Linked DNA regions of Homo sapiens: region 1 is linked to region 2. A link is a contact called in ENCODE Hi-C data. All regions are on one chromosome and are shown on one strand. The core of a region is the stretch at or near the end of the contact, and the rest is flanking DNA. Distances in the headings are between cores, read along the strand shown. Region 1 has its middle 240 kb from the start of LINC00583. Region 2 has its middle 180 kb from the start of LINC01235.

What was found. A loop is a pair of places that touch in the nucleus more often than their neighbours do. Pooled maps may share reads with other maps.
Region 1: a map of heart left ventricle shows a loop between it and region 2 (2.2-fold over the local background). The contact joins two enhancer-like sites. A Hi-C loop is called at or near these places in 6 of 168 maps with a recorded cell type or tissue (Right ventricle myocardium inferior, heart left ventricle, heart right ventricle and 1 more) and 5 of 50 pooled maps.

What each region holds. Positions count from the first base shown.
Region 1 is chr9:13,686,916-13,692,120 of GRCh38, reverse strand. No RefSeq gene overlaps it. Among named protein-coding and RNA genes, the nearest start is that of LINC00583, 240 kb to the left of the region's middle. RefSeq lists an enhancer at 3,055-3,595. Within about 2 kb of position 2,945, at least 4 of the 41 ENCODE cell types and tissues checked have a DNase peak (open chromatin) inside an H3K27ac peak, as active enhancers do.
Region 2 is chr9:13,606,379-13,611,465 of GRCh38, reverse strand. No RefSeq gene overlaps it. Among named protein-coding and RNA genes, the nearest start is that of LINC01235, 180 kb to the right of the region's middle. Within about 2 kb of position 3,130, at least 5 of the 41 ENCODE cell types and tissues checked have a DNase peak (open chromatin) inside an H3K27ac peak, as active enhancers do.

The sequences.
Region 1 (5,205 bases), core at 1,696-4,195, 81 kb before region 2:
ATTATCCTTATGAAACTGATGCAGCAACAGAAAACCAAATACCATGGTGTTCTTACATATAAGTGGGGGCTAAATGATGAGAACACGTGGACACTTAGAGGGGAACAACACATACTGGGGCCTATTGGAGGGAGGAGGACGGGAGAAGGGAAAAGTTCAGGAAAAATAACTAATGGGTACTAGGCTTAATACCTCCATGACAAAATAATCTGTACAAAAAAAAAACCCATGACACAAGTCAAACAAACTTGCACATGTACCTGCACAAACTTATACATGTACCCCTGAACTTAAAAATTAAATTAAAAAAAGAAAGAATTGATAATATGGACTTCATTAAAATGGAAATTTCTGATCTGTGAAACTCAATGTCAGGAGCATGAGAAGACAAGCCACAGACTGGAAGGAAATATTTGCAAAAGACATTTCTGATAAAGGACTATTATCCAAAATACACAAAGAACTCTTAAAACTCAACAATAAGAAAGTAAGCAACCCAAATAAAAATGGGCAAAAGACCTGAAAAGCCACCTCACGGAAGAAGATATACAGATGGTAAGTAAGCATGTGAAAAGATGCTTAATATCATTTATTATTAGAGAATTGCAGATTAAAACATCAATGAGATACACACCCAATAGAATGGCCAAAATTCAAAACACTGACAACATCAAATGCTGGTGAAGATGTGGAGCAACAGGAATGTGCATTCATTGATGGTGGGAATGCAAAATGGTACAGCTACCTAGAAAGAGAGTTTGGCAGTATTTTACAGAACTAAACATGCTTTTACCACATGATGCAGCAATTTTGCTCCTTGATATTTATCCAAATCAATTAAAGATTTGTCCATACAAAAACCTGCACAAGATGATTATAACAGATTTATTCATAATTGTCAAAAGCTGGAAGCAACCAAGATGTCCTTTAGTATGTGAGTAGATCAATAAATGATGGTACATCTAGACAATGACATATTATGCACCAAAAAGATTGAGTTTTCAAGCCTTGAAAAGACATGGAGAAAACTTAAATGATTATTACTAAGTGAAAGAAACTAATCTGGAAAGACCATATACTGTATGATTCCAACTATATGAAATTTTGGAAAGAGCAAAACTTTGGAAACAGTAACAAGATCAGCAGTTGTCACAGGTTAGGAGGAAGGAAGAGATAAATAGGCAGAGCACAGCAGATTTTTAGGACAATGAAACTATCCGATATGCTACTAAAATGGTAGATACATGTCATTCTACAGTTGTCAAAAACCCACAGAATGAGCAATACCAACAGTGAATTCTAATATAAACCATGGACTTTGGGTGATGATGAGTCAATGTAGGCTCATCAATCATAACAAATGTATTATGATGGTGCTATGAGGAGAGTAACAGTAGGGGAAGTTGTGTGAGTGTGGAGACAGGGTAAATGCAAACCCTGTACTTTGTGCTCAATTTTGCTGTGAACCTAAAACTGCTCTACAAAATGAAATTTATTAATTAAAATGTTTAAATAATTTAGATGCTTCCTATTTCAAATTTTTAGCAGAATATTCATAATAGTAATCATATCTTCAGTGTCTATAAAATTTTATAATACACGTGCATACAATTATATGCATTATATATTATATAACATATATTTATAATATGATATATATGGGTTATATATTATGTTATCTATATCATATGTTCTATAATATATGGTATTTATAATATATATGAATATATTTTTTACATAATGCATATAAATAAGCTAATTGCATTTATGTAAAACTATCCTAAAACTTAGGCTTTAATACAGACTTCTAAATTCTAATTAAATGATAATAATTAAACGCATTTATAAAGAGTCATAACTTGGCAAGGTACTTTTTGTGCCCACACTACCCTAGGGCCCTTTGAGGTAGGATCATTTTCCATATCTATTTTTAAATGAGTAAACAAAGTCATAGGAAGGTGAGTAACGATCTCAGAGCTACTCAGAGTCTCATAAGTTCTGCTAAGTTTAGACCTAGACATCTGTGAGCTTGAAAACTGTGTAAGCCCAGTTGGCTAGCTGGCTAACTTTGCATGAGTCCCTTAGGCTCAGACCATGCCCTTCATGTGTGAGAATTGCTTTATGTTATCTCTAGGTGCCCTTCCAGTCCACTTATTTATGTGGCTAGTAGGATGGAAAAGGGCCAATTACAAAAGTAAGCGAAAGGGCTTTTTTTCATCATTTACCTTACGTGAGATGTGAAGTTTAGAGGGAGAACTGCCCTCTGGGTTGATTTATTACCAAAGTTCCTGGCTTCTTCATCCCCACCAACTCCCACACTGGGAGAGGTAGAGGAACATCACAATCTAAGGATGAATTGAGAGCAAATCACATTAAGGATGCAACTTGAAGAATTTCCTTCTGTCAGCAAAGATCCAAGACCTTGTAGAAATTACCCTAACATGAAAAGTTTCTTTCAAGAAGAGATTTCCTAAAGTTCTTCACAGCAAAGCTCCACTAGGCTAAAAGCCATGGCTCTTGTTTGTTCCTACAGGGTGTTTCAGTTACAAAGTTGTTCATGTCCTTAATGTTCTCAATTTGATTCTCAACACCAACCTGTAAGATGGAGAGGAAAAGGCTTGTAATTCCCGTTGTACAGTTGAAAAAAACCTGAAAAATTAGAGAAAAGCATTTTCCCAATGTCATTGTCATAGTAAGTGGTGGAGTTGTAGAGTTTTTGACTCTTAGTCTAATGCTCTTTTCATGGCACCAGAAGTATTTGGCTTACAGACTGTTTGAATAGCTGGAGAACTGCATAAACCAAGTGATGTCCATGGACACTATGACATGGCACTATATTTCAAAACTACCAATGGGAAGAGTAGGAATGGATGTTATTTCCAATCTGAGATAATAGGTCTGAAACTTCTGGAAGCCCCTAGGCCAGCAGGTGGAGCCTCTTGTCATGCTTTTTTCCAAAGGCAGGGAGAGATTTTTTTTTTCTTGTTTTTTCAAAAACAGAAAACAATATATACATTATTAGTCAACTAGATCAGGACAGAAGAAAGGTTTTTATGCCTTTACATTTGTTTAAACTTTCCTCAGGTGCTGAGAAGGAGGAAGCTCATGTTCATTGGCCTGGAGATTCAAGTACACACAGAGACACAGAGGCATTCCAAAAAGGAACGTGAGGGTTTTGTGCAAGGCATAGGACAGTGAATATGCTCGGTGAGGCATGCAAACACAGCAAAGGAATGAAGGAGCTGCACATGGAGTGGTATGCACTTCTAAACAGCTTTCAGCAGGCCTTGGATCCACAAACAGCAGGAGACAGCCTTTCTCTATAAGAAAGGACAGTTGGAGCCCGAATGTTACTCTGGTAAACAACAGCCTGAGCCATGTGAGGAAGTGATTCCCCTTTCATACAGGTTTGCATAACATCTTTCCTTTCCCCTGGAGACGCCAGAGAAGCAGCCCTGCTCTTTGGTTCTAGACATACACATTCCTTTGCCCTGTATGCCTTTAGTGCCATGAGTAGGTCATCTTTTCCACTCCCTTCCAAAATATTTTGTTTTCCATCTCTCCCTTCTTTTCCATGTTGCTTTGAGAAAGATCCAAAACTTCCTCCTTGGTTTCTTTAGCTGTTTTTTGTTGTTGTTTCAAACCACAGCCTAAATTTAAACCATGGCTCAGGAGAGGCAACTAACTGGTGGTTATGGGTGTGGCTTCATTGTGGCCTTAGAAACAATTACCTTCAGCCAGTCTTAACCTGTGTGCAGGTAAATATAGGATACCTCTAAGTTCTATCACAGAGGCATTGTCTAGAGAATTTAGGGAAGAGCTTTCTAACTTGGGTCCTTCTTGCTTTTCTAATTTTTCTTTTTTGTTTTGCACCCCACCCCCCCCAAAACTTGCTTTTCTAATTTATTTGGCCAAAGACAGTCAGAGGAATCTTCCTAAATATTAATAGCTTTTATCATAATACTATTCTGTCCAGAAGCCTGAAATACTTCAGCTCCCCTCTACCGTTTATCTCTAAGATGATGAATTAACTGCTTAGCCTGACCTATGGTACCTCCAATGTCTGGTCTCAACTTACCTTCTCAGTCTTCTTGCCCATTTTTTCATTATAAACCAGCCTGGATGACTTATTTTCTTTCATATTCTTTCTTCCACCTCTTGGTTGCACCTGTCCCTCTTTGAGTGACCTCTTCATTCCTGTTAGTTTATCTGATATCTTCCGATGTTTGTTCAAGGTCCAGCTGAATATCTCCTTTTCAATGAAGGCTTTCTCAATTTCTCTACATTGCATCTCTACTCCCCTGCTTTGAAACTAAGAGAATATCTATTTTACTCAAATAACACTTCATATTCTGGCCTGTGTCCTTTTAGTCCCTGTATAATTGCTTTTGTTGAACTGTGGTCTGCTATTATACCACTATCCCACATTAAAAAAAAAAAAAAAAACTTTATGAGAAACAACCCAGCAAAAAGCACTGTGAAATATATTGTATGGATGTTATTGGGGACATGATTTGATATATTTTACAGTGTCTTTTTCATGCAGGCCCGTGGGGAAAAATGTCTCTCAGTCCTCAAAACCAAGAATAGGTGGCCTTCTCCTGAGCTGCTATTTTGTTTTTATCTTGTGATCATCATGAGTCATGTCTCCCTCTTTTTTTTTTCTGAGACAGAGTCTCGCTCTGTAGCCCAGGCTGGAGGGCAGTGGCACGATCTCGGCTCACTGCAAGCTCCACCTCCCAGGTTCACGCCATTCTCCTGCCTCAGCCTCCCGAGTAGCTGGGACTACAGGCATCCACCACCATGCCCGGCTAATTTTTTGTATTTTTTTTAGTAGAGACGGGGTTTCACTGTGTTAGCCAGGATGGTCTCGATCTCCTGACCTTGTGATCCACCCACCTCGGCCTCCCAAAGTGCTGGGATTACAGGTGTGAGCCACCGCGCCCGGCATCTCCCTCTTTTCATAGACTCAGAGCCAGAATTGTAGCCCACCACAAGTAACAAGTGACACTTAATGTCATGTATTTGGCGGGGGTTGGGGGGGCGGTGCTTGGGTGCAGTAATAGCATTAACTTTGGCTTATTTTTATTTCCTGTCTTTATTTTTCTTTCCTCCAGTTTTCTCCCTTATTTATTTTACAATCTGGTAATTGTGCATATCTTTGTAAAAAGGTTCAAATCATTTTTGGAATTGTATGAGGATATA
Region 2 (5,087 bases), core at 1,881-4,380:
ATGTAGACTGAGAATGATTCTGTTCATTTCAGTGAGTTTGATTGCACTGTGTCTTGGAGGAAGGAAACTCTGTGTTAAACTATAGCCTCATTTTCTCTATGTGCCTAAATTACTAATAGAATAACACTGTAATTTAACATTTGTTAATAGGATAAGTGAACTGAAAAAAACATATTTTTATCCATCATCTTGACTATAGCAAGAAAGATACAGACCTCATTTCATTTTTGTTATAGTTTTCACCAAAAAAGACGTTAAAGTGGTTTTCATTTTAACACCTGTGTCTTCAGAAAGCTGACCATTGTTAACCTCATTTTCTAAGAAAAAGCAAAGAGGTTACGTGATGTGCCTAGGGTCACACAGCTATGCTTAATCTTTATCCAAGCTATCTTGGCTCTTTGATTTTGGAAAGGAAGAAATGGAGGTGGTTATCTGGGGTGACAGCACTTGGAGAATGGCCAGCCACCAGCCTCTGGAAAATATCTTATTTCCAGTTACCCTGACTGCATCCAGTCATCGGAGCCCAAAGTCATTTAGTCAGTCATGGAAGATACAGAGTCCAAACCCAGTTTCCCAAGACCTCCTTTGTTCTGCTGTCCTTGGAACCAGTATTTGAACAACATTCAGTTTTTTAAAAAAATCAAAGTTTATTATTCGGTCATAAATGGAACAAAAAAAGGCCCAATGTAAGTGTGAAGCTAGCCATGGCCAGGATCTCCCCTCTCCATGTGGCACCCACAACCATCCCTTCTTTACGGTCAGAGATGACTTCTCAGACTCAAGACTTCTCAGACTCCTTTGGAAATTTGCAGCTTCCAAACAGGACGCTTTCACCTTCCTCATCAGGATGCCTGAAGGATCTCTTGAATGGGTTGAGACTTCACCAAAAAAAAAACAGGAATAACCAGTTTCTTCAGGCCACTTCTGCCTTTAAACCTTCCAAAATTTCTTAGGGAATTTAAAACCTTAAAATTAGGGTGACAAAAAATATGGGAGAATACGCCAGACCAAATGGTAATAACAATAATCATAGCTACCATTATTGAGTACTTTTCTCAGTCACCCTAATAAATAAGTTTTTATTATTTTATGTAACCCTACTTTATAAGGTTGACCTTATTTTTGTTTTATACGTGACAAAAATGAAGCTGAAAAGAAAGGAGTAATAAATATCCAGCCCTACCTAGGTCACACAGCTAGTGAAGTGGTAGTGCCAGATGTTGAAGCCCACCCCGCCCTCCCCCTAAACCACACACTTAATACCCCCCTTACGAACTTCCAGCACTTCAGGATGGGACCGTTTCCTCAAAAGGTAAGATAGCAGTATGTTTCTTATCAATAAAGCTGCTTAGTTCTTAAAGTAATGGCACCCATGAAGTCAGGTGTTAGAGGTCTAGTTCTTGTGTGGGCCTGTTGATTTCTCTCCTCTGGCCACATAACGGGCCTTTAATCCCAGCCACCTGGCCACCATTTAAAATGCGCTGTGAAGAGACTAGATATCAAAATGCTATAGATGACTTTGTAAAATCCATTCTAATAACACACCAAAAAACTGCCTAAAGTGAAAATACTGCTATCCTTGATTAGTGCCATCATCTTCACATGAGAAAAACAAGGTTATACAAAATTTCTAAGTCAAATCGCTACTGGAGCCCAGAGAGCACAGCACAATACTTTGTTTATGACAGGACCACAGTGGAGCAGCTTGCTACTTGTGGATATACATCCAGCTTTGGAGAACTCTGGTTATCATATTTTACCAAACATGGTTGTTGCAAAAACCATGATGTCCCCTCACCCACTGATAGAAATAGATTTTTTTTTTAATTTTCTCTAACTAATATGTAGGAAATGGGCTTTTTTCCTTTAGCTCCATGGATATATCAGTGTTGGGAGTAATGGAAATATTCATTTCAGCATAAAATTAGAGTTTAAAAGGTCAGTTTGAGATGTTTACAACAAACAAGTTAGAAAGAGGCAAACAAGAAACAGAAATTTTCTTTTTTAATAGGGAGAAAAAAATTACACTGATAATTGCCTAAAAATTATATTCATTTTCCAAGTGAATAAATGAGGCTTATTTGATATCACACGAGTACATAGTATTTCTTCTCAAAAACGCTTAAATTTTATATTTTAAAAATATGCACAAATATAATGGAATCAAAGTAGTTTAAGACTGTAAACATTTTAACCTGAAAATACTTCAGTTTAAAATCCTAATTTGAGAAGTCCTTTCTCCACATGGTTGTATACCTTGAAGGAAACTGTGAACACAGGTCGCAAACCAGTCTCTGTCCTGGAAATGAGTGAGTGATATTGATCTATACCCAGTCACTGATTATGCGAAGTCTCTAATGACACCTTCACAGCTTTTATAATCCAGTGGTCCAACAAAGCATGAATTTCAAATACTTTACAAAATCTTCCCTCCTGAGCATCTCTTTTTTTAATTAAAGAATAAAAGGAGTGATTGTTCAACATGATTTCAATGAAAATGAAGACTTGAATTTGTGGGTGTGTGCAATGTTGAAAATCAAAAGGAAAAAGATGCAGCACAAAAAAATCCTTCGCACAACTAATCAGATGACAAAGGTTTTGATCAGCGCGCAAGAACCAAGTGCTTTTCTTTGCTAAACGTAAAACAACGTTTGTCCAAGACTACGATTTCATACAATGTGCTTCTCATCCCACCTTAAGTTGTTTCTCTTTTAAACACTAATTTTTGCTATCTACTGCTTCAACATTCAGAAGAGCCTGCCTCAGGAGGCACAAAAGCTCTGTAATGCTGGGTTAAAGCTGGCACTTTATCCTTAACTCACCTCATTAAGTCTGGATTTTATTCGTCCTCAAAGACGTGGCTTGGAGATAGAATTCTAACCCCCTTAAATTAGAATTTTCTGGCTTTTGTCACTTTAAACCAGATCCTTAATGTTATTAAAAGGTGGGCATGTTGTTGTTTTTCCCCTTTTGGGGGAAGGGGTAGGGAGAAGAATTTAATGTTATTTTTAACGGAACTATCTTGTTAACCTTGGGGGACATCCCCGGAGCTGAAACCCATTGGAGTAATAATAGCTCAGCGACTCACTCCCTGCAGACAGCTCTGCCGAGTCAGTCTGGAAAAGCTCTTTAAAAGCACAGTCTCTGCTGGCCCTTTTCTTTTGGTTTCTGTGGAATTTTTCTTGGTAACAATTTTTAGCTGAGGGGGTTATGGACAATTGTAAACTGGAAGCATTGAAAGGAGGAGGTGGGGAGGGAGGCTGCTTGCTGCACTAATTAAAACAAAGCCTGCTTGTATAAACTGCATCCCCCCTGGTGCAAAGGGGCAAACAGCACAAGGGCCTCTCAGAGCACACAGCTCTGGATACTGCAGGGACTTATATTTTTAAATACAATTAAAAGTAATGCCCCTTTGTTGATTATACTCTCCTTGCCAAACTTGAGGACGGCTGAAGCTGCCAAACATTTACTTTTAAATTTAGTGTGCCCAGCAGCCTTCCAAATGCTGTCAGTTTCACAGAAGGCAGGGCAGTCTGTGATTAACAGCTTCCCAAGATACCAGTAAGTTGCTTGGACAATATTTCAAATGGATGCTGGTTCTGACACTGAGGAGATCAAGCCGGAATTTGGTGTCACTTTGGGGTTTAGAAGGAGGTGGGATTGTTCTTACCTCTTGATAGTACACAAGTTTGAAAGTGGAAAACATTACCAAAGCAAACTCCTCAATTACACATGTGCAAGCAGCAGAGAGTATCTGGTCCAGACCTAACTAAAAAAAACTTGTCAAATGAAAGAGAAATGCACAAACATGCCTGTACTTTGTCCTCTGAATTTTAAAAGCATCTAATGTTACATAGCTCATGTGAACTTTAAAGCACGGCCATCCATGAAGGATTCCCTTTATGGTTTTAGTGGTTGTCCTCTTTCCTTGCTGTTCACAACTATGATTATTTTATAAACCCTTTTGTAGCTGGGTTTATTTGATTTAACCTTTTAAATGTAGCTTCGTTTCTGACAATACAGGAAATATAACGCCAAAAGAAACTCTGTAGAGAAGATGGATGAGAGAATCAGACACACAATTTGAAATGAGATGTCCTGGGAAGACAACAAACTTATTTGGGACTTTCTTGATTTTTCCAGTGTGACTGTCTATAAAGCTGAATGCCAAGTTTTGATTCCTAGGTTTTATGTGGTTGCATAGGTAACAAACTAATACTTGGCGAGGTGTTCTTTTTTTTTTCTTTCTGATGAAAAATGCAGGCTTGAAAAACAAGGTGCAGCATCCGTTTTCAATTAAAAAAAATAAAAATTTAAAACCTCTCCCTCTGGGCCTGGTACTGAGCCAGGTAAGAAAATGAGATGGGTGTGGTCACTAAGAAAGCAATAAGATGAAAATACTCTTCTGCTTGAAGTAGCTTTATATTTTAGTGGGTTTTCCCTCATTCCAATAAAGAAAGTTACACTATGCTATCACTTTATTTTTAAATATTTTCTTTTAAAATCCATTTCCTTTGAATTTTTGCCAATTCTCAAGGACGCCGCATTTGACTTCTATTTTCTCTGTGCATCTCTGATTTCTGTTCGATCCCACAGGAGTAAATATTTGACATCCAGCCATTCCCAGGGGTGGCAGAGCAATGTACTAAACACAGAGACGTTTCACTTCACCAAGAAATGAAGTCAGGCTCCAGGGGATAAACAGCCATCCATAAATAACCTCTCAGAAGTAGCCTAAGGAACGTGTCCTGCAAAGAAATCCTGGCTCAGTACATTCTATTTTGTTTATTTTGCATAAAAGTTTTCTTTGTCTAGATTTGCACCAGCATGAAAACACTTCCAGCAAAATACAGTTAATACAACACAAAACCAAGTAGAAAAAAAGAAAAAAGTCCCACCTGAAAGAAAATTGACTGTTGCCCTTTGAAATGCCAAGAGAAAACAGACTTACCTGACATTCTAATGACTTTAAAAAGTGGTGAGAAGAGGAAAAGAACATGAAGGGAATTTCATGCCAGGTACGAATATTCATATCCTCTCACTGAAATCTAGGCCATGAATAGTACAGTTCAAAGCATTTTCTGTAT